Regions from separate parts of the Homo sapiens genome. Here region 1 is linked to region 2. The links are chromatin loops, found by intact Hi-C in ENCODE. Cell type or tissue: MCF 10A. All regions are shown on one strand. Links, peaks and the distances in the headings refer to the core of each region. The heading gives the core; the rest is flanking DNA.

The links. Peaks named below come from ENCODE experiments on the same cell type or tissue, not always from the same donor. Only the 100,000 strongest peaks of a DNase experiment are listed, where the experiment ranks them.
Region 1: a loop joins it to region 2, with 2.1 times the contacts of the local background. A loop is called at or near these places in 5 of 110 quality-filtered maps.

Annotation. Positions count from the first base shown.
Region 1 is chr4:51,955,076-51,967,766 of GRCh38, forward strand. No RefSeq gene overlaps it. Among named protein-coding and RNA genes, the nearest start is that of LRRC66, 59 kb to the right of the region's middle. In MCF 10A, for the core only: no CTCF peak of the experiment used is centred there; a DNase peak (open chromatin) is centred at 5,636.
Region 2 is chr4:51,908,052-51,920,742 of GRCh38, forward strand. DCUN1D4 (defective in cullin neddylation 1 domain containing 4) reads left to right here. Exons shown (of 11, transcript NM_001040402.3): 9 at 3,019-3,123; 10 at 5,239-5,341; 11 at 5,478-8,786. The coding sequence ends at 5,533. Among named protein-coding and RNA genes, the nearest start is that of DCUN1D4, 71 kb to the left of the region's middle. In MCF 10A, for the core only: no CTCF peak of the experiment used is centred there; no DNase peak of the experiment used is centred there.

The DNA.
Region 1 (12,691 bases), core at 2,045-10,044, 46 kb after region 2:
GTCAGTTCTCCAAAGTTGAAAGTTAATTTCTTGCATGTATAGGAAGAACACAAAAAAATTTTAACAGGGTTACAAAAGGTTCTATACAAGACTAATTTAAGAATTATAATAAATTAATTACAGTCCCCCTTCCCCTTGAGGATTGTTTTCTCTTTTTTATATAGCTTGTCTTCGTTTCCTTTACAATTTAAAATAATTTAAGGCAATGTGATAGCCATGAAGTCTTTGTTTAAGACGGGTAAGAGAGAAGTTGGACTGTCATAAAAGTCAACCCTGGAGAGGAAAGAGGGTCTTCCCTGGTACCCTTAGGCCATTTACAATGTTTTATAAAACAATGCAGGTAAGGGAAAAGTCTTAATCTATAATCAAAGAAACAAAAGATTACAGCTTCCTAGGTTATAGCTGCCTGTCATAGTGACTCAGGTTCCATAATCATATTTTTCTAAGGCTCAAAATAACTTAGAGTTCCAACATCTTAGATTTTTCAAAAGTTTATTCACCTATTTTTAAAAGGACGGTGTCTCACTATGTTGCCCCGGAGATGGTGTCTCAAATTCCTGGTCTCAAGTGATCAGGTCCTGCCTTGGCCTCATAAGAGCTTAGATTTTGAATTAATTATTTCAAAATTTTGCTTAGATATTTCTTCTACCAAATATCCTAGTTCATCACTCTTAAGTTCTACCTTCCACACAACACTAGAACACAAGTACAATTTAACCAAGTTCAGTTCCACTTTATAATAAGGATGCCCATGAGGAGCATGTTATTGGAAACTGGAGGAGAGGTCATCCTTGTTATAAAGTGGACCTTTCTGAGATCTACTGTTCATATTTCTACCAATATTCTGATTATGAAATCTTAGGGAATCTCTAAGAAGATTAAGATGTTTTCTCCAGCTCTCCTGTTTTTCTGACCCTCACCAGAGTTACCCTTTATAGTCCATTCACAGCAATACAGGCTTTTTCCAGCATGCACTTCAAAACTGTTCTAGCCTCGGCTGGGCGTGGTGGCTCACACCTGTAATCCCAGCACTTTGGGAGGCCGAGGCAGGTGTATCACGAGGTCAGGAGATCGAGACCATCCTGGCTAACATGGTGAAACCCCGTCTCTACAAAAATATAAAAAATTAGCCAGGCATGGTGGCACACACCTGTAGTCTCAGGTACTCAGAGGGCTGAGGCAGGAGAGTGGCATGAACCCGAGAGGCAGAACTTGCAGTGAGCCAAGATCACGCCACTGCACTCCAGCCTTGGTGACAGAGCGAGACTGTCTCTACCTGTTACTCAGTTACAAACCTTTATCCACACTTTAAGATACATTTTACAATTTATTAAAGCAGCATCCTACGTCTCAGTTTCTATCTCAGCCTGTTCAAGCTGCTATAACTAAATACTTTAGACTGGTAGTTTATAAACAAGAGAAATGTATTGCTCAAAGTTCTGGAAGTTGGAAAGTCCAAGATCAAGGCTCCAGCAGGCTTGATGTCTGGTGAGGGCTGTTCTTGGTTTCATACATATGGCACCTTCTATGTATCCTCACATGGTGGATGTGTTGCCAGAAAAGGAATCTTGATCCAGACCCCAAAAGAGGGTTTTTGGATCTTGTGCAGAAAGGAATTCAAGGTGAGCCACAGAGTGTGGTGAGAAGAGAAAGTTACTCAGATACAGAGTACGACATCCTCAGAAAACAAGAGGAGGAATGCATGGCCTTTGTTTTATATTCTTCTTATGTAGGTTTTTGTTTCTTTTAATCAACTTAAAAGCTAAGCTAAGTTACGACTATGTGTGGATGGGCTGACAGTATGAAAAAATGTATTACTTTGTTGATATAAAGAAGGTTATCCTTGGCATTTTAGTGCATAAGTACATCAAAGAATGACTATAATAATCTTAAAAGCATATATTGTTATATAATATTCGGACATCTGGACATTCTGCTGTTGTAGGAGTTTGTGCTTGTAGTCATTATTAGGCAGCTTCCTTAGCCATAAACATCTTATTACCATGGGTTGTGACTGGCAGGGAATGTGCCTTGCTAGTTTTAAGATGGGATGGGTTTTAAAACGGGTCATCCTGGCTGTCCTATTCTTCTATTTCCCTAATAGATGGGGAAAATAGGCTTTCTCAAGCCTATTTTATAAGGGAACTAATCCCTAATCACCTCCCAAAGGCCCCACCTCTTAATAATATTACATTTGAGATGAAATTTTTACATATGTTCATTTTGAGGGAACACAGTCAGACCACAGCAGAGGTAGCAATCAAGTAAGACATGGATAATAACAATAGCAACATAGGAAACTGTATGCCAGATGTTCCCTGGGTATTGCACATACATTATGTCATTTAACTCTCACTACAATCCCATGGGGTAAGTACTATTGTCTTCCCTATTGTATGGATGAGTATCTAGGGCTTAGAGAAACAGTTGGCTTGGGAAGGGAAGGAGACGCTGATTTGTACTGTCTCCCATTTTCCATGGTGTAAAATATCACTATTCTGAGGTGTTAAGTGAGGTACTTAAGTTAGGTTAGGTGTTATCCAGTTTTGGCACAGTAAAGGGGCATTTAGATAGGAATGGTGACAAAATTAAGTTTATTACTCACAGATCCCAAGAGTGGAAGGCAGCACAGACCACAAGAGGGGACCTTCCAGGACGTGTAACCAGTCGGGGAAAGAAAGGGAGGGACCTGTGGGCTGAAGGCTTTATGGGAGTCCAAGACATTACCTAGGTGGTTTCGTGTGACAGATTTGGACTGGTTCATTTTCAGGTGGGGTATGGCTAGGTTTGGGAATTTGGGAGTTACATTCTTGGGTTCACCAGACTTAATGAAGAAGTAAGGTGGTCAAGTGGTTCAAGGTATGGCCTTATCTATCTAGAACATGAAACTGGGAACTGGGTACACAGACTGTCTTACAATATGTAGGCCAAAGGTGACAAGCCAGGGACACAACGAGCAGACGGATGCCAAGGCCGCATTAATGCAAATGAGAGTTATGACAATCACCATAGCTAATTTCAAGCTACCAACACAATGTCACTGAAAGTAGGATTGGAAAGAGATGCACAAAATTTGCTCCCATGTGCCAGTTAGCCATCTTTAGTACGTGTCTGCTTAGTTAAACAATTTCCTCAAAAGCACTTCTCTGCACATTAATGGCAAAGCCAGGCTCAATCCTTGGTCTCACCCTGAAACACCTCTTAATCATTGCACTATAGCACCTCTTTGTTAAGCCACCCAGGATTTAAAACAAATCCACTTTGGAATGCCAGCAGTAGCAAAGAAGGGGAAAGGACGGATTAGAGAAAGCACTCTAAAAGACAAAGTTTTCTAATTTTTTTCAGCCCAGCAGCCCTAAAACCAGAGTTCAAAGATCAATGATCAATTAGTATCCAGCTGCCAAAAGATAATAGTGCTTTAAGCTTAGCAGAAAATCATGTAAACTCTTCTCTGGGAAGAGATTTCCTAGGGAGAATTAAGTAGCAGTACTAACAGAATTCATTTGGGAGGAACTGAGAAAACTTTCATGTTTAATCCATAGATTTGCAGTTAAAGCTGTGGGGTTGAGCACAGAGGGGTAACAATATAACATCTCTTGAGATTATGGGATTAAAGAATCAGGTATTTGTAGGTATTTCAAAGTGAAACTCAGTGGGGGTTGTTGCAGGGGGGTGCTGGGGGGTAACTTCCAAATTCTTCTGTGTCGTCTTCTATACTCAAACTTGTTGATTGCAGTAAAAGCTCTGGCTTTATTGAGCCATTGGCACATGGTGCTTAATTTGATGTATATGGTGCTCAGTGTGGCACATTGGAAAGAGCTTTGAACTGGATCCTAGTCTCAGCTTTGCCATTACTGGGCTGGCTGACTTAGGATATACTATGCTGGGCCTGTTTTTGCCATTTGTAACTCAAAAGGGTTGGACTAGATTGGTTTTTAAAGTCTGTTCCAACTCTATAAGGTTTCAATTTTGTGACCCTTAAATATTTTCATGTCCTAAGTGATATGATTCATGAAGAAACTTTGAAGAAGCAAAATTAACTTGGACACAGAATAACCATAACAGTAAACATTTCTATGGCACCTCTTAGTGCCAGACACTGTTGTAAGTGCTTTACCCATGTTAAATCATGAAATCTTTACAACAATCATTTGAAGTAGGTAATATTATTAGCTCCATTTTACAGATGAGGAAACTGAAACAAAAAGTATTGCATAAGCCAATGCATAGGGGCTTTTCTAATCCTTACTACATGGATGAAGAAACTAGGGCTCATAGGCAGTAGTGTGCTGCTAGCTTGTGGCAGAGATGGAACAGGTCCTGTGGGCTGGCAGCAGCTCCATGAATGGGCCCAGGAGCACGTGGCTAGGGGAACCTGGGGAGGCAGAGAAATGAGGCCCAGTCCACTCTCATCCTGGGTCATTATGGGATAAACCACACCACAGTGGAGGAGACAGCAGCTGTGGACAGCTAGCTTCCAGCCCCCATCTCCTTCACTGCACTGCATTGCAGGGCTTCCTTAGCTGTGGTAGCCCCAGGTTGGTGAGGTGGTGGGTGTCTGAGGTGGTCGCCTTCCCAGAGTCCTGATGCTGTCAGCATTTTCCTGGTCTGCTCTAACCCACATGCTTACCTCTGCATTGAGAAAGGCCATCTCACTTCCTCTCTTATCACCTCCCACAATCCCTCAAGGCCCGAAGGGGCAGGTTCTAAACTTTCCCTCCCATTATTTCATATCTTCTTATCCTCAACAGCAAGCCTGTTGTCCAGGCATTATGGGCAGAAAAGGGATTTTCCCTATTCATTGGAAGACACTGTGCATTCAGTTTTCTGAGACTGGCTCTGGACCTGTTGGGAGATGCGATGGCCATGTAGGTCCCCACGAGGTCTTATGGGTGTGCTGAGTGTGTGGCTCTCACTCCTGTCCTGGCCACTCCTCAGGGTTATGTTTGCAGGGAGTAGCCTGAGGGATGAGGAAACATCTTACCCTAGACAGAGAGCAGGCTTGCTGTGAAAGAGCTCTCCCTAAACTCAGTGATTCCTTGGCCATGACACAAATCATTCTCATCCTGCTCCTGTCTATTTTGTGAATTTGATGAGGTTTACTGAAATACTTTGGCAGTTGATTTGTAGCATTTGTCACTTTTCTTACTGTACGCAGCTTTAATCTGTAGTTGTGTTTGAGCCAGAACATATACAAAGCCAGGTGGTTAAATGTTTCTAGAAAGAACTAGTTGTTTATTGGCTTCCTGGCTCCAGACAATCTGATTCATGATTTAATATGACCTCCTACAGACTAGCAGGAGGAAGATGAAGCACTGTGAACCCTGCTTACTTTTAAAGTTTGCAAGAGTTTTTGTTTGTTTGTTTGTTTGTTTGTTTATGCCAGGGGTAGGCACTTTTCCTCGAAAAGATTGTTTTAAGGTAACAAAGTGGACAAAGGTCACATGTTAAATGCAAGAAGGTATTTGGTAGGCTGACTGCACCCACTGTCCCAGTTTTGTGGAATGAGCCATTGTACCAAGACAATTATGTAAACCTGCTCCTTGCCCTTAAGGAATGGTAAAACGCCAGGCAGACCCGTTGATGAGACCACAGAGGATTATAATAAACGCCTTCCACTGCTGTGTGACTGAGCCTTTGGGCACGTGTGTCATGCAGAAATTGGGGTTGTGCCAAAGTGTAGGTGAAAAGCCCAGGCAAGTACAGGACTTTGGTTGAAGCACTGCAACATGCCAAGGAAGGTATGAAGACTCAAGAGACTAAAGTGAAGTCAAGGGTGAGCTAGATACCACCAGGGACCTAGAATCCCCAGGAATTCTTACCCAATTCCTTTAATAATACAATGACAGGTGTGTTTCCTTTCACCAAAGCATATAAAAGTTGGATCAAAGCAGCCACCTCCCAGTGGTGAAAATTGTCACTATTTGGTAGCTCCTCCTCTACTGAAATTTTGTGAAAATGTTTTAAGTGAAGAAAAAGACTGAGACTCAAGGATAGTAAACATTCTGCTAAGTTTTCAATTTTTTGGAACATGGAGATCCTTCCCACAAAATCACATAAAGTCATTAACAGAGTCAGGCATGGTGGCTCATGCCTAGAATCCTAGCACTTTGAGAGGCCAAACCGGGCAGATCATGAGGTCAGGAGATTGAGAACATCCTGGCTAACATGGTGAAATGCTGTCTCTACTAAAAATACAAAAATTTAGCCGTGTGTGGTGGCGGGTGCCTGTAGTCCCAGCTACTTGGGAGGCTGAGGCAGGAGAATGGCATGAACCTGGGAGGCAGAGGTTGCAGTAAGCCAAGATTGCACCACTGCACTCCAGCCTGGGTGACAGAGTGAGACTGTCTCAAAAAAATAAATAAATAAAATAGAAAATAAAGTCATTAATAAAGGAGATTGAATGCATTTTTCTTCAGTCCTTTCTGAATTTGGACAGTCTGAGACCTCATTCCCATCACTAATATGTGTGTCCTTTCTAATATAGTATGTTGAAAAGCATTGTTTCTATTTGGTTTATCTGGAGTCCAAATTTATTTGTTGAATCCACAAATGTTGACTGAGCACCAGTATACTGTGTGCCAGGCACTGTCCCTAGCCCAGGAGATGCTGTAGCAACCAAGACAAATGAGATTTTTACCTTTATTGGGAAGACCAATAATATACAAGGAAACACTTAAAAAAACAATAGTTCTGTAGATCATTTTAGGGGGTAGGAAGACAATAAACACCAAAACATGATAGAGAATGCTTTGAGATGGGTGTGCTACTTTAGACAGGGTAAAATGGAAAGGTCTATGTGCACAGGTGAGATTTAATCTGAGATCTTTATTACAATAAGAAACTGGGCTAGGAAATACAGACAGCACATTCCAAGCAGAGGAAATGGCAAACATAAAGGCCCTGTAGTGGCCCCAGTTGGGATATTCCAGGAGCAGAGATAAGCTACTGTGGCTGAAGTGGTGAAACACAGAGAATAGCAGACTGGCAAGGTGGTGGTGGGGCAGGTCACACAGGGTGTTGTGGTCCCAGGAAGAAGCTGAGTTGAAAGATTTTCTACAGGGCAGCCACATGATCTGGCTACCCAGTGGAAAGTTCTGCTTTGTAAAGAAAATGATATTTATTTGTGAATGGGCATTGTAATGAGAATATACATGCCATAGTAAACTATGTGAATATTCAGGACAGTAAAGGAAGACAAAGTGTTTTAATGTAAAAATGAGGAGGATTACATAATTGTTTTGAGACAATTACTGTCAGCTACAAGGATCAATAAGATGGGCAGTGCCAGTTTCAGGTTGGACAGGCAGTTATTGGGTAGATGTCCTTGCAGAAGTATTTTTGGTGTGTAAGACTTTGATGGAAAGGTTGTGGTATTTGCAGAATCTTTCGTGATAGTTCTTGTTATCTGGCATTCATGCACAAAAACCCTGCATGCCTTCATGGCCTTCTCTGGCTCCATTTTGTCAGGGATTTTAACATAAGTGACTCCATTTTTATTTTGACAACTTTCACAATGGAAACTTGTGTGTGAAGGGCTGGCCTTTCCAGCCCAACTTGCAAAGTCCTACACGCTGGATCTCTGTGCCATCTGCTGACAGGGAGTCTGTGGGAAGATAGTACTTCTTGAAAAGTTCAGCCTCCTGCATGCCCATGGAGTTCTTCAGTTTCATGGTTGCTGCTTTAGGGCCTACTAAGATTTGGGCATTCTCCTTTCTCATTCTTCTTCTTCTTCTTTTTTTTTTTTTTTTTTTTTGAGACAGGGTCTTGCTCTGTTGCCCAGGCTGGAGTGCAGTGGTGCAATCATAGCTAACTGCAGCCTCTGGCTCCTGCACCAAGTGATCCTCTCACTTTAGTCTCCCAGTAGCTGGGACTATAGGCATGTGCCACCATGCCTGGCTATTTTTTTTTTTTTTTTTTTTTTTTTTTTGTAGAGACAGGGTCACAACATGTGTTGCCGAGGCTGGTCTCTAACTCCAGGGCTCAACTGATCCTCATGCCTCTGCCTCCCAAAGAATTAGAATTACAGGTGTGAACCACCAACCACACCCAATCCTGTTCTTTTGAAATAAATAATAAGGCAGAGGTTCAAAGCTAGCAATGTTTTAATGGAGAATAACGAAAAGCAATCTGTGCATTCACAGCCAGGTTTCACAATTTTTTAAAGGAAAACATTTCATATTTTGTGTGATGATAATCTTATTTATACAGAAATGAATGCACATTTGCATTTCTTTCGGTGTGTTGAATTTTGCTCACGTATTGCAGCTTATAATATTACATACTCAAAGATAAAATTTCCATATGCTTTCATCTGTAGATTTGGACTGTCCAAAGTGGTTAGGACTTCATAAACTAAATGTAAATAAAAGCTGGTTCATGAATTTGCAAATTGATTTTTCTTCTACTGCTTCACATAGGGCCAGAGCCCATTATATTCTAGTAGTTTGGGATGTAATTTAACATCTATTATTTAGATATGTGATCTAAACAACACATTGGCATTACTTCTGCATAAATCCATATATTACTTTAAAATATGGACAAAAGTCTTGCATGCATATAGTCCCCACCTCCCTAGGCTCTCACTTTTACTTCCTCTCCTCCATCCTTCCCTTCCCAAACACGGAGTTGATCTCTCTGGACAGCATATGTTTGTACTTTTGGTGTACAAGTTTGTCTTGGTGAGTCTTTCCCATGGGATTCTAAGCTCTTTGAGGGCAGGACTGTATTGCTGCAGCCCCTACCTCCATTCTGTCTCATACCTCACTCTCCTCCCATGGCTTGCTTTGCATTTTGTGCAGTAGATGTGTTCGGTTGAATTGAGTGGTAAATATTTTCCATGCGTGTGTGTACAATTGAGCAAGCCAATGTAGTGCTTATGTTATTTTTTTTTAAAAATGCATCATAGAGTTAACTGAAAGTAATTCCTTCCAGGCTGCTGAAGTCAGCCACAGTAACAGCAGCTGCATTTTGAAGCTGTGGGGATGGTAGTGGTGGAAATTACGGCATGGAAGGCTCTCAGGAAGCCTCATCTTTTGAAACTCTCCAAGCTTTTACATAAACCACAATCTCCCTGCAAGTGACTCTCTGCTTCTGTGCAAGAAAACACTTTTGCAAGTATTTTGTTTTTTCATGTTTAGTTTTGTTTTTCTTTGGCAACTGCAGGCAGGACTGAATGTTCTGGGTTTTCTCCCCCCTGTATTTGGGTGTGAGTGAATTTACACTTTTACTGTTTTGTAAATCATTGCCTAGGCTTTGACAGAGGCACTTTTGTAGGCAGGGGTGGTATGTGCTTAGCACCTCATGCAGAACATACCAGACATGTAATCACTTCTTTGCTGCAGAGGATGTAACTCAGCAATATTCGCTTTCCTCCACCCTAGCTGGAACTGCAGAACCTTTCTGTACATTACATGGAAGATTTTTCAGTTCATTTTATTTGAATACTAAAGTAGGATTGCCAGATAAAATACATTCACCCAGTTGGATCTGAATTTCAGATAAACAGTGAATAACACATTAGTATAAATAGGCCCTAAATATTACATGGGAAATACTTAAATACTAAAAAAGTATTTATTGTTTGCATAGTATTCCATGGTGTATATGTGCCACATTTTCTTAATCCAGTCTATCATTGTTGGACATTTGGGTTGGTTCCAAGTCTTTGCTATTGTGAATAGTGCTGCAATAAACATACATGTGCATGTGTCCTTAGCAGCATGATTTATAATCCTTTGGGTATATACCCAGTAATGGGATGGCTGGGTCAAATGGTATTTCTAGTTCTAGATCCCTGAGGAATCACCACACTGACTTCCACAATGGTTGAACTAGTTTACAGTCCCACCAACAGTGTAAAAGTGTCCCTATTTCTCCACATCCTCTCCAGCGCCTGTTGTTTCCTGACTTTTTAATGATCACCATTCTAACTGGTGTGAGATGGTATCTCATTGTGGTTTTGATTTGCATTTCTCTGATGGCCAGTGATGATGAGCATTTTTCATGTGTTTTTTGGCTACATAAATATCTTCTTTTGAGAAGTGTCTGTTCATATGCTTTGCCCACTTTTTGATGGGGTTGTTTGTTTTTTTCTTGTAAATTTGTTTGAGTTCATTATAGTTTCTGGATAACCTACTCATCTGAATAGATATATTTTTATATATTTATATTTATATAAATAATTTTTTTCAGAGAGAGAAAAATATAATTATATAGAGAGACATAGAAAGAGAGGAGGTACATGTGGCAGAAATGTTAGTGAATGTAAAAATAGTCAATGAAGGTACAGCTCTAGGTTTTCCAGAGGTGTATTCAGGTAACTACTACTTACATGGTCATAAAATTGAATTTGTCTGCAAAATTAGCCTTTAAATCAATGAGCTAAAATAAATGACTGCAATATTAAAGACAAGTATAGAGAAAGATGACTTTGCATGAATTCAAATAATTTATGGAAAATAGCTAGTATTAATAAAATGTTCTCCTTTCCCATAATAGACAGTGAAAGAATAATTTTTGTTGTTTTTGTGGTTCATTTTGGAACTTTATATCTTATTTGAAAAGCATTTCTAATCCCTACACCAAGACCCAGGCAAAGTTGTAGGGACCATTGGGTCCCATTCCTCCCAGCTACATCTGCATTGAGTGAGTCACAGTGCTCAACTTAGAATCGATTAAGTCTCTGCTAAATCTCCTTGTTTATTAGTTAAAACCTAGCTGCTTTTCATGAAAACTAAAGAGTCAACTCTATTTACTTTAATTTGATGAGATCATTTGCCAGATCAGGATTATTTGAAATTTGACCTTTCCTTGAGTTCTGTTTTATATGTGATACTTGAATGTAGAGGGTAGGATAAATGTACAAAACATGATCCTTGCTCTCAGTGACCTTGCCATCTAGATGCTGGAGGACACAGGTTACACTAGCCCGAGGACTGAAGTTTTAGTTCCAGAGATGAAATTGGAAGCAGGTTCTTTTTCCTTTCCTTTCTCTCCCTCCCTTCCTCCTTCCCTCCCTCCCTCCTTTCTTCCTTCCCTCCTTCCCTCCTTCCTTCCTTCCTTTCCTCCTTCCCTCCTCCCTCCTTCCTTCTCCTTCCCTCCCTCCCTCCTTCCTTTCCTCCTTCCCTCCTTCCCTCCTTCCTTCCTTCCTTTCCTCCTTCCCTCCTCCCTCCTTCCTTCCTTTCTTCCCTCTCTCCTTTTCTCCTTCCTTTTTTCCTTCCCTCCCTCCTTTTCTCCTTCCTTCTCTCCCTCCTTTTCTCCTTCCTTCCCTCCTTCCTTTTCTTTCTTTTTTTTGAGGCAGGGTTTCACTCTGTCATACAGGCTGGAGTGTAGTGGCATGATCTCAACTCACTATAACCTTCATCTCCTGGGCTCAAGCTATCCTCCCACCTCAGCCTCCTGAGTATCTGGGACTACAAGTATGCACCACCAAGCCTGGCTAATTTTTGTATTTTTTGTAGAGTGAGGTTTTGCAATGTTGCCCAGGCTGGTCTCAAATTCCTGGACTCAAGGGATCCACCCACCTCAGCCTCACAAAGTGCTAGGATTACAGGCGTGAGCCACCACGCCTGGCCATGTTCTTTTTTCTCTAAAAGAGTGGACCTTTATGCCACCCCACAAAGAATGAGTAAAACCCAGCAAGTTTCAATGCCATCTCTAGCCCTTTCAGACAGAGCATAGTAGAGTATTCTCAAAGAAGGGAAGGTATTCTATGGTGTATCTGTACCACCATGGCACACATTTACCTATGTAACAATCCTGCATGTTCTGCACATGTGTCACAGAATTGAAAGTAAAATAAAAAAGAAGAAGAAGAAGAAGGAAAGGGAGAAGGAGTTGTTCTGATAACTTGAGACTTCCAAGCATTAGCAGTGGGACCCAATGCACATCCTGTTGCCTTGAGCCACTCTGCAGAGAAAGGCAGAGAACCCTGTCTATTTATGGGGTCAGTGGTGTAGTCCTGGCCAAAATCAAGAGAAACCAGGTTTCAAGGCCTGGGTGGCCCCGGCACAATAGCACACCTACCTATAAAAATACAAAGCAGGAAGTCAATTTCACTCTTACATTTCAAACAAAATATTAGGGCCTAAATTTAATCTGCTATTTTTTTCCAGTTGCAAACTTTTTTTACTTATTTTTTTAGAACACTATTTATTTTAATTAATTAATTAATTTAAATTTTAAGTTCCAGGGTACATGTGCAGGATGTGCAGGTTTGTTACATAGGTATATGCGTGCCATGGTGCTTTGCTACACCTATCAACCCATCACCTAGGTATTAATCCCAGCATGCATTAGCTATTTTTCCTGATGCTCTCCTTCTTGCCACCTCTCCACCCCCACAGGGTCCAGTATGTGTTGTTCCTCTCCCTGTGCCCATGTATTCTCATTGTTCAGCTTCCACTTATAAGTGAGAACATGTGGTGTTTGGTTTTCTGTTCCTGTGCTAGTTTGCTGAGGATAATGGCTTCTGGCTCCATCTATGACCCTGTGAAGGACATGATCTCATTCCTTTTTATGGCTGCATAGTATTCCAGGGTGAATATGTGCCACATTTTCTTTATCCAGTCTATCATTGATGAGCATTTAGGTTGATTCCGTATCTTTGCTATTGTGAATAGTGCTGCAGTGAGCATATGTGTGCATGTATCTTTATGATAGAATGATTTATATTCCTTTGGGTATA
Region 2 (12,691 bases), core at 2,570-10,569:
GGAGTATATTTATTCCATTTATAAAATATAACGTAGAATATTTAGAGTAGGATCCTTTGGTTTTGCAGCTGTACTATATCATTCTATAACTTCTATTTTTAATCTGCATTAAGGAAGACCACAAAGTAGAATCTAGTTGTATATTGTGGGGGATTGGTATATCTTTCGTGTATAGAGCCTGTTCAGTTTGTATTATTATTTGAAAAATGACACAAAATTCCGTTGCTTTTTATCTTAGTAAATTAAAGTTTATGAAATACCTACATACACATTTTGGGTCAAGAGGTGGGTAGGGAGAGATGTTTTCATTTCCTTCTCCTTTAACCTTGATGGGCCTTCTGGGGATGCTGGTTGGCTCTTGGCAGGCTCTCAAGGTACCTTCTGTCTAATTCTGACCTTGGGATCCAGGAATCTATTGGTCTGCCCCTTGCTCCTTGGTGCTCCATGAGCAGAGAGTCACAGGATTTGTGTTGACAGCGTATAATTTTAATTTCTTACAAAGAGCTTTTGGATGTCTTTACTCCTTGAATTTGTTACGGTGATTTTTTTTTTTTAAATGCCTATAAAGTTGATGGCTGCCTGATAGCATCCTGGGAGATTCATTTCACTTTTAATTGGGAACCCCTTTGCAGAGAATGTCATTAGGATCATTGTTGTCAGAGAACCCCCTGCGAGTGTCTCCAATTTTGATGTTTAGTAGATGTTTGCTGTGGGAGCTCTCGACTGTTGTTCCCGGGAATTTTTAGTGTTTCCAGTCATGGTCATTTGCACATAGCCACAAGTCCACTCACAGGAAATGTTGGTTATCAGTGAGATGCCACTATTCAGATTGTGAGTGCATCCATAATATCTTTCTCTTATTTGCTAGGCCGAAGATGGTGTTAGTGATTGCGAGCTGCTGGCTGGCACCCTTGCAGAGCAGGAGTAAGTGAGTGCTGTTCAGCTTTCCAGTCCTGTGAGTCTGATGCCTTTCCTCCGTGTTTTGGCATCACTGCCAAACATATGCATTGAAATCCTTCATGATCATCAGTTTGTCAGATGATTATATTGTTGCAAAGAGTCTGTCCAGGTCTTTTGTATCTTTTTTTTCTTTTTTGTCACCTTAGTGTATGTCCATTGTGACGGGGACATAGGTATTGATGATGGTGGAAGAAGGCACAATATATATCACAGCAAGACTAGAGATTTGGGGTTTAGTGAATGATTACAAACTCTGCAAAGGGAAAACTCTTCCAGAGCGCCAGTGTTGTCAGCCCAGTGCTGCATAAGCTGTTGTTCAACAAATGGACTTTGGCCGAGTCCTGTGGTGCCGCGTGTGTTTCTCAACAGTTTACTCGTTTATCTTGTGGATTGCTTCATAGTATGGTGTGCTGTTGCCGTCTGCCACACCTGTGTTACAGGGTAAGAGGAAGTTTTCCATTTGCTTGCACAGTGTCATCACAGAAGTGTAAGCCCTTGAAACACAACAAACCAATGCAGTTTGTCTGGCAAAAGGCAGGCAGTCTCTAGATCACCTCTTCTCCTGTCCTCTTCTCCATTGGGAGTGCGTACTGCAGCCCTGAGCAGGACAATACATATGGCCAAGGGACAGGCAGAGAACCCTGTGGAAAGGAGGTCCCACCTGTTTGCATAGAACTGTGGAACTGGGATACACCTGCCCTCATCAGACTTAAGTTATGTGACCTCTGAAAGAAGGGTGATGTGGAGCCATCTGACCTGGTCTATTCATGGACAGTCGTTACACTTCACAACTGAGACCAAAAGGCCAGATCTATTGCACATCTTCCTTAGGCAACAAGTTTCCTTGTCTTCATCTACCTTGATTGTTGTTGTTAAGTGAGGCCCTTACATTTGCTGTATTAAGTCCCAATTCAGGGTCATGGCTAGAAATGGTTTGTATACTAAAGAGTACCTCACTGTTAAGCGTCCTTGCAGTGATGATTTATTTTATCAGGAGGTATATATGGCTGCATATGTGGCTTAGGGTGGTGGTCACAGCATCATCCCTTAATTTGAACATTTAGATTCCACTGCACTGGGCTAGCCAGGCACTTTCTCCCTTTGTAAAAAACTACTTTTACAAATTTCCACTGTAGTTAAGATAACACATGGAGGCTAGCTTTGGATATGTAAGGTATGCTTATGGTCCCAGGCCCTCTATTCCTTTCCATGGAAACTGACCGCTTGTAGTTCTGGAATGGAAGCATATAAGAAAGACGGAAATGAGAAATTAGGATCCTTAATTGCAAATGTAAGTGGAATGAGCTTACCCTGCCCTTATTTAGGTTTATGTTCTTATCTTTTTTTCTGGTGTCCTTATGAAATGTTGTCTTTCACTTGGTTACTAGTTAGGAGTATTTTACTAGGAAATTTACGTCTAAGAAATCTATCTATCTATCTGTCTATTGAAGGACTGTATTGATAGACTTCCTGCCTTCCACCAGAGTGGGTAGATGAATCTATCCTCTGATTTAGAGAGACACTTCAGAGCCCCAGCATTTGGTATGAGCTGAAGTCAATTCCAGCATGTTTAGGTTCAAGAAAAATATTTATCAATGAAATCAAATTGATTTCGTTTTTATTAAGGAAACCTGATTCCTAATCATAGGCATCAAAACCTTTAAGCTCCGTTGAGTTATAGGCTTTATGGTCAACAATTAGGATTTTGATAATTATCATAAATATCAAACAAGCAAGTGATTGAGTTACAAGTTTTTATTAATCCCATGAAAAGCCTGTAGAAACTGCTACGACATAACTAATTGATTTTGCATTAGGGTGATCATTCAGTTGACATAAATCTTTCTCACAGTAAATTTATATAATATCGTAATGCCCAAGCCTTCCATTGTGTTTGACTACCTCCCCTCCCTAACCTTAGTCTGGATGCAGGGTCTTTAAGGTGTATGATAAATGAGCTGTTTACTAATTTCCTGTTGAAGTGAATACACATTTGCAATTATTGGAATTTATTATTTGGGGGCATCTGGCTCATCCTTGTTTTTGTTTGTTAAACAGGAAAAGGACCAGCGCAGCCTAGACATAAACACTGCCAAGTGCATGTTGGGACTGTTATTAGGAAAAATCTGGCCCCTTTTTCCAGTTTTTCACCAATTCTTAGAGGTACCAAATTGTTGTTTTATGAAATGTATGTTTGCTTGCTTGGAACTACCAAATAACTTTATTCACCCGTTGTATGTAATTTTTTGTTTGTTGTACTTTTCTGCCTATGTAGGAATTACGGTGACATAATTGCTGTCAGTCAGCAGCTACCTATCTTCTTGGAGTGCATCTGTGTATGCGTTTAATGTTGTGTTGCTTCATTCCACATTAAAAATGCATCCGAAACAGCCACAGCTCTGTCCTTTTCTCTCTTTTCTCATCCCCATTTTAAAGCTTCACTTTTGTTTAGATTTTCTGTTCTTTGTAACAATAGAAAAAGAAGATTTACTTTCTTTTGACTTTAGATGAACTTCCACTTTTATTAAGCAGAGGTTTAAAAGACAGTCATCTGCCTTCTTACCAAAATTAGTTTGTAGTATGTTCTTATCTACTCTTGTCACCAAGTAACTTGAGGACCTTAGATCAATCTAAGTATTAGGCAGACTGACAATATCTCCTTCAGTTTAAATTGTCTTCAGATCAGTATCAGAACAATCCAGCACTTTATTCCATCATTGTTTGTGTGCTTTTAAGTATTGATGATCAGAAATTCTGAGCTACTGGTTTTGTTGAAGTGTCATTCTGTGGGACCTGGAAGTATATGGGATACAAGTTTGAGTTACTTGGGTTGTCATATATGGCATCCTCCTTTCCCTCCTGCCCCAAGCCCTTCTAAAAAGTGTCCTTTGCTTGCAAGGATGAGGGTGTTGGGTCTTTGAGAAAATGCTGGGCCGTAAGATGACTCTGGCTTCACTCTTGAATAATCTTTCTCACAACTTACTTTATGTAATGGTCCAGAATATTTTTAATATCTGATAGGATTCTTTGAGAACTGTTATTAAAAATTTCTTTTAACATTACTAAGTGGGACTCCTCAAAAATTTAAAAACTAGTTTTACGTAAGTATCTGTTTACCCAAAATAGTCCATGTTGACATATGGTCTGTTCTAATTTCTCTGACAATCCCTTGAGATGAGTTAGCATTATTTGGAAAAATAAATAGAAATAGTTCCCTGTTCTCAGAGAGTTTAGCTGGATTTACACCTGTGTGTAAAGAGTCTTAAGCTGGAAGACCTGGCCTGGAGGAAATCTGACTTTGTGTAATTCCAGGTGCATCATCAACTGTTTCAGGACTGGTTTTTGCTTTTACCTGCTTAGAAAGTTAAACTTGTAGTCTGTGCTTTGTTCTCTCTCTTACATTAGTTTGCATTTTTCTTTAAAAAAGACAGTATTCCTCTCATTTCAGCTTTTCTTGTGTTTGCATCCTCAAAACCATTGACTCAACTCTCTTTGCTTTTTATGTACTTGTATTGTTTTACTATGTTTCTGATTTTAGTGGGGAAGATTTAAAAATCATTGGTTCTGGATTTTATTTATGAATCTTCATACAGGGATACTGTATTTTTAAATAGACACATGGCAAATTTCTCGTCTAAGAGGAATAGAAAAACGATTTCACAGCTATTCTAGCTTCTTTTATGATCAGATTCGAGTTTTGAATTATTAGAACAGTAATTTTTTTCTGTGACAAGAACACCTAATTTTGAGACCACTTGCAGCACTTACCGGATCTCGTCAAGTAACCTGCTGCTGCATGTGCTTTAAGCCGAAGGCTTGGCCATGGGCAGTGCTGGTTATGTCAGGGGTTATATTAATGGGAGCTACTCTTTATTTAGCACTTACTTTGTGCCAAACACTGAATGAAGTGCTTCACATAAATTAGTAAATGATCTCTTTTAATTCTTATAATATCTTTATGAAGTAGATATTATCTGCATTTTATATAAAATGGCTTTTGCAGTTTAGAATTTTCACTTCTGGGGATATATAATCATGTTATTTTGATGTGCTTTCCATTTTGTATTGAGACCCTGTCATATTTTTGTAATGACAATTGTCATCTTAAATTCTACTCTTGCTCTCCCTCACCATCCTCCTAGATTGGTGCTTAACAAACCTCAAACAGAAAGAGTTAACCTTACATGAACTTAATTAAGTTGATTCATAAAGCAATTGAAACCGTCCCATTTGTTCATTTTAAGTGTCAGTAATTCATATTACTTTTCCCTCCATCAGCAATCAAAATACAAAGTTATTAATAAAGACCAGTGGTGCAATGTCCTAGAGTTTAGCAGAACAATTAATCTTGACCTCAGCAACTATGATGAAGATGGAGCATGTAAGTACTGCCGCTACCATTCTGCCATTCGTGTACATTTCTATATCATCCTCATTGGGAAAAGCCTCAGCTACATTACTATTATTATTATTGTTATTATTATTATTATTACTACTGTTTCTCTCTTTCTCTCCAGGGCCAGTTTTGTTGGACGAGTTTGTGGAGTGGTATAAAGACAAACAGATGTCCTAGGACTTTATGCATAGCAGCGAGAGAGTCACTGTTACCACAGTTTTGTCACCCATTAGCCATAAATTGCTGTTTGTATCAAAGCGCATGCTGCTTCTCTTGCACTGTTTCCCTTTCGCAGGGACATGTTGGTGTTTGCTATTGAATTGGCCAGCTCTGCTTGCTGTGTGGCATTGTTCTCTTGGAAGGCTGCTTTGCAGTTTGTATTTACACTACAGATTGGTGAATTTGCCAACGTCCTCACTGTGATTATGTGTATATTGCTGTTTAAATTTTGTATATGTGTATAAAAGGAAAAAGGTTCACCTAGAGATTATTTCTGAAAAATGTATTGTAAAAATAATTTTGTGGCATTTCTAGTCCCTTTTTTTGAATGAACCAATTATACTTTATTTGGTCTCCTATGTAGCATTTCAGAAAACAAGAGAAAACTGTTACCATGAACAAACATTGCCAGAATTAACCTTACTGTTTAAGAGGCCAACTTCTGGAAGGAGGTAGGAGTCATAACTTTTTAGAGGCATATGCCAAATATCATTTGGTATACTTAACAATATTAGTGTTTTAAAATGATGAGTTATAATTATTTGAACATATAGATATGTAACATGCCACAAATCATTTCTACCATGCAAGGTGTATAAGTTGTTTATTTTTTAGTGTTAAAACTATAATAGCTTGAATATAGGTACCAATGAACAAATTCAAATTGCACCTCTTTTCTTAAAAGAATGGGATTTAAACTCTTATAAACATTCTTTAACTTTTTTGTTTGTTTGTTCTCTTTTTTTCCTTTTGCATTCTTCTAGCCAGTGATTGATCTGCTAATGCTTTCTTTGCCACTCTAAGTAAAATTTATTTCACCTCCTCAATGAAAACCTCATGGTTTTGCTGGCTGTTTATAACTGCATCGCACTTCTAGTTGTGGCTTGAATTTTCAGTTAAGCTTTCATGGTATGTAATTTTCCAGCCTTTTGAGAAAACAAGCATACTATAAGTGAGAGCTGTTTTGTTTTCCTTGTTTGTTTGTTTCATGCTAGGCTTTTCCTGGCAGCATGTCCATTGCAGGCAGTGGACAAGAAACCACCAGCATTGAGCTAACCCAGTACATGCTAGGACCTGTCCTAGAGGGGCCACTTTTCATTACCTGAGTTATTTGTACAGAAGGGCAATAGCCATTATTTTTGTGGATGAGGAAACAAGAATAAACAGAATGGTATTTTTAGGTTTGTATTTTATGTCTTTTTTTTTTTTTTTTTTTGCCATTCTTGAGGAAATATAGAGATGACATGTTTTCACCCCAACTATCTGGTGCTATTGAATGACTAATTCAGTCCCTAAAGTTCTGTGAAAACACAAAAGTCTAATGATTTGAGTGAGTAAAAGGTAATGGTGCATTTGAACAAGTAAATGCTGTCGTGGTCAGCAAGATCCGTGATTTGAACATGTGATGACTGGAAAAAGGTTTGGGTTATTTGGAACTCTGGCTAAAACTTCTTTCGGGTGACATGTGATCGTTTAAATGGCATTAAGTGAATAAAGCACACAGACAGTGCTACTCTTGACCACTATTTTACCATTTCTTTGCAAACAGTGTTCACATTTTCATATTTTTTCCCTAACTAAACCACCAAAGAAAGAAATTTTGTATGTATATACAGTGTGTGTGTATACAAAATCATGATATAGTAGAATGCAACTACTTTCTTTTTCTACCAAACGAAAGGTTTTATTTGCTGTGAAATAAACCAGAAGTTTAAAAAACCCTGTAGTGATTAAGCATACTTAACCACTCCTTATTTGTAGATTCACTTTCAACCTTAAAAATTAATACCAGTTTGCATAAACCAATATCTGAAAAGAACAGGAAATGTTAATGGCAAGCAACAGCTATTAATACTGATGTGATGGATGCATTTGTTTTGCAGTGGTGACTGGCCTAGGCAGGTTTGGATCTGTGAAGAATTGATTCATTTTCAAAATTATTCCATAAAGTTAAAAAGTTACACTTTAAAGGCAACAGGTCATACAGTTCTTTAAATCTGATCAACTGTAGCTTTATTTAAAGCAAATATAAATCATAGATGAAGTTATTTTAAACACTATGTTAGAATATAGAGATTTTTAAAAAATGCTGATAAGCACAGTTAATTCTAAAATGAGAGGATTGTTACAGGAGGGAGATGTTACAGTTAATCCACAATCAACATTTTGATGGTAGGGAAAAAACTGCGTAAAAACTATTGCATTATGTATGATAAGAAAGTAAGTATTCCAAAGGGATAATCTTGCATATTAAGAAAACTCCAAATAATCTTTAAACTGCCTTGAAAAATAAACCTCTTTGACTGCTGAGCGGCAGAGTGCTTACCCTTGATTGTCTTGATTTTATATATTTATTTCTAAGGGGAGAAAAAGGGGTCAGACAGAGTAATATGATACATTTTCTTAAAAACTTCTCTAAGTTGCACAAAACTGAACAATCATCAAGCACTTATTTACTGGCTAATGTTGAATAAATTAGGGTGCCTTCATCTGGGTTTTCTTTAGTACCTAAGTCTACAACCCTTTCTCTTTTTCTATTGTGTTTCGAACTCCACATTGCAATACTCTGTTGTCATGGAATACAACCTTTAGATGTTTACTGCTGAAGTAGGTCAGAAATTGTATTATTTGATTTGCCTCAAACATCCACTGTAATGTTACATGCACCTTTTTTGAAGCATGAACTCTGAATTATGTTTTTATAAATCTGACTAGGCAAACCTAGATTCTGGTTTCACAATGGATTTATTTTCTCTCTCAGTCTCCATTTTAACAGTGCTTTTGAAGTTTATACAGAAAGCTTTAAAAGTTAGTTTGTGCCCTTGGTTTTTATTCTTAAAACTGCTAAAATACCTCTGTAAGCCTTATCCTTTATTCTTTCATATGTTGTATAATAAATGTATAGATTTCATTGACCAACTAAAATGTTGGGTGTCTGTAAATGAGACCAAAACGTGGGTTGCTTTTTTCATAAAATAATTTCTATTGGGGGTTACTGTTCAATGACAGCAGGTAACCTATAACTGTGAATGCTTCGTGTCGTCAGTATTTGCATTACATTCATAAAAGTGTGCAAGTCCTGTGACTCCCAGCTTAACTGAAATACTGTTATGCCACCTAACTTGAGTACAGCAAACTGGTTTTAGGTTTCAATGACATTGATGTAAAATGATATCCCATGAATAAAAAGTATTTGTGTTTGGTTTCAGAACAGATGTGTAAATTTTTTCTTCTCTCTTCTGGCTTTCATTTCAAAAACCATTTAAGGTAGTCTTTAAAGCATTTTTTATCCTTTTTTGTTTGTTTTTTTTCCAACTTCTTCTATTGAAAATTTCCAAAGCTACAATAATATAATGAACAACTGTGTACCTGTCACTTAGATTTTCCAGTTGTTAACATTTTACTGTATTTCCTGCCTTACTCTTGGGCTATACGTGTGTGTACTTCTCACATTCTGTAAATAGATTCTGAGAGTAAATTACATTATGACACATCACACCTGTTAATTTGGAATAAGGGCATTCACCTATAACCATGATAAAATGATCACACTCAAGAAGTTTAATGGTGGTACTATACTATAATAAACAGTGCAGATTTAAGTATCTCCATTTGTGCCAGTCATGTTCTTGATAGCTATTATCTTTTTAATCCAGGGATAAGCATTGTATTTAGTTGTTACGCCTCTTTAGTCTCTTTTAATCTAGAACACTTTCAGATACAGTATTTTAAATGTTTTGATTAAAGATAGTGCAGTCACTCCTCAGCCAAATAGTGATTTTAAAAAAACCCACCATGTTTTGTGTATTTCTACACATTGAGCTAAAGAATTAAGTACATAATGTGGGCCACAAGCTAGGCAGGAATGACCACTTTACTACCCTCAAGGCTGCCACGCAATTAGTCTATAAGTGTGTGTTAGCCCTGGCTACCCCTTTCTAAAATTGTCTTACACTATACTAGAATGTAAGCTTTCTGAGGGCAGGACCTCTGGCACGTAGTGGATGGCCAGAAAATGGAAGGAAGCAGGTAACAGAATTTCCTCTCTGGGCAAAGAATTGTCAGGACCTAAGAAACATGTAAAGATTAGAAAATCCAAGAATAAATCGAGGAAGACTTTTGATTTTTATACGCTTGAAAGCAAGAGAGAGGAAGTAGAAAATAAGATTCCTTAGAATCCAGGTGCACGCTGTTAAAATTGTCAATGTGGATGATTCTTTAAACCATAATTTGGGCCAAAAGCTGAGCATCACACCAAGAAAATATCTCTGCTTCTAGACATCAAGAAAGAGAGGTGGAGATAAAGGAAAAAACTTAATCCCGAATTGATAGGAGTGAGAGACAACAAACCTTAGGACAGGGAATTCTTAACTTGTGGCAGAGCAAACAGTAGAAACTCATGAGACGTGTTATCCAATAATAGAAAATAGGAACATGAGATTTATTCCACTAGACAGTACTAGGACTCTACATGTAAACTCATGGGAATTGAAATAAAGTTCTCTGCTGTAATTGGAGCAAGATAGACTGAGGAGAGAGTAAACCACGAATGCTGGCTCAAGACAAAAAACCTAGCAGAGGTGCATTGCAGACATACCCATGAAGGAAAAACTTACACAAGGTCACCCTAAAGGAAGGACATTGTTAAGCCCTTTGAAATAATGGGGTGGAGAGGAAAATGAACTGAAAAAATGAAAAACACCCACAGGAAGAAATCAAAGACGATTGTGTCAACCCCAGGGCTACAGAAGTGAGGAATAAAATTGGCTATTTCCGGACACTGACTTTCTTGATTTGTTGAACATACGTGAAAGCAGGACATGCCATGGTCGCTGGTTGCATCAAATAGAAATGACTCATTGGAATGTTACCTCCAAATCCTTACATGAAGAGTAAGCAAAAGATGAAAGCTTTTATGATTCCTTTAGAAAAGAATTGCTTTTGGGACTTTATCATAGCTAGAAAAAAAAAAAATATATCAAGCGAAGAAATAACACATCAAGCTTTCTGGCCCGGTAAGGCAGAAGGTAATTCAAAATCGGGCATGTTCACCACTTTTGGCACATTCAGCAGAAAAATGTTTAGTTTTTTCTCTGCCAGAATTTGTTCCTAGCATTTATTTCCAATTGCCTTAACGAAAATAAAATCATCCCATGTATAGAAGTACTTGCTTAGAAATCATGGTGAATTAGTACGTAGGCTATGCTGAGAATAATAATTGGAAACTGAAAAACAAAGATTGACTATAGTAATTAAATGGAAACTTTAAAAACCATCATTTAAAATGTAAATCTCTTCTCCAATAAGTGTATTCGGTCCTTTGAAAGAAACTCCTTTGCAATCACTCTCTGAAAAATATAGATTGTAAAGAATCCTGGCTGTGAGAAAGGAAGCTGAAAAGGGTTTGTTTTTCCCTCTGACACTTTCCAGCAGAGACATCTCAGAATTGCCTAAGTGTGAATATCTAAAATTACAAACTAGTGTTCTCTAGAAATCTTAGGATACATGTGTGATGATAAAGAGAGCTACAGCTGTACTCATTACCAGTGAAATAACTCATGAAAAAGTTTTGGGCCAACTTTCGATAGCATGTTGAAAGCCACTGCGTTTTCTTTGTCTCTACTTGCTTATTGTTCATTTTTGCTTCATTACCTATGGTGGCTTCTCTGTATCCCATAGTGAGAGTAGGGCCTGGACAAGGTTTGTAATCCTATCACACTTCCAAAATTATTGAATAAAATAATAGATGCCTTCTAGCAACCTGTTCCATGTGTCTGTGTTCTGTGTGTCTCAAAGTGCTCATAAATCCTTCAAGTCCTTATTTTGCCTACATCAGGGTTGATTTTCAGATTCTCAATATAATCATTGTATCAACAAACTTTAATTGTGTGTTAGGCCGAATTCCTATGTGAAATTGGTAACACAGGCATTAAAGTTTACAAGAGTGCATAGAGGAAACTGGAATAATAGAAAATCAACAGACTAAAGAATTAGGAAAGACCTATGAATGGGAGGCCTATGCCCACTGAGTGTCAGTGCCTTCAGACACTTAGCAATGGTAGACCAGAAACACACCAACTGGGTTAGAGCTGAGAGTTCCTTTTGGAGAGTAAGGTACAATAGGAAGAGATCAGGAATCGGTGTAGGGCTCTCCTTAGATGCCACAGTGCACACTCATGGATCTGGTTTTGATAGTTGATGCTCCAGCACCTGAATGGGTCAGCAAGCTCTAATGGGTTTTAGAGATGTAGTCAAGAAGGCCAGTTGGTTGCTTATTGATATCATTTAGCTCCTTTGAGAAAAAGTGTCCAGACAATGTGCTTTACACTGATCTCCTTGAACACCTTTCAACACTTACGTGAAGTATGTAGAGGAACCTGAAGTTGAGGGAATTTAAATAACTGGTCTAAAGTCACATAGCTGGAAAGTTGGGAAGCTGAGGTTGAAGCTAAAGTCTGTCTCCACCCCAGCACCTTGGGGAGCCCCAAGAGATAAACCAAAGTTTGACAAGAGCCAAGAAGATTGAGGTCTGTAAGTGTGTTTGCTGTCTAGCTCATTCAAGGTCTCCTAGTGCCCTTAACAGGAAATCCCCTCTCTCCAACCCAAGGCCCTGGCATCCACTGAGTTCTAATTTTTTCTCATTTGCTGGGATGTCATATATATGGAATCCTATGTGACGTAGCATTTTGTTTTTGCTTGTTTCACTTATTATGCTTTTCAGATTTAGCCATGCACTATTGATTCATTGCTTTTTATTGCCGAGCAGTGTTCCATTGAATGGATGTGCTATGAAATGTTGGTGGACATTTGGATTATTTTCAGTTCAGGGCAATTATTAATATTTTTGGGGACATAGGCTTTTCTCTCGACCATTTTGGGATCGAATAGGATTGCTGGGTCATAGGGTAAGTGTATGTTTAATTTTGTAAGAAATTGCCAAGCCATTTTCCGAAGTCATAACCATTTGGCATTTCTATCAACAATGTATGAGAGTTCTAGTGGCTCCCTATATCCTCATCAGCATTTAGTATTTTCAGTTTTTAAAACTTTAGCCATTCTCTTAGGTATGTACTGGATGCTTTCTGACTTGCAAAATATATCAAATACATAATGGTG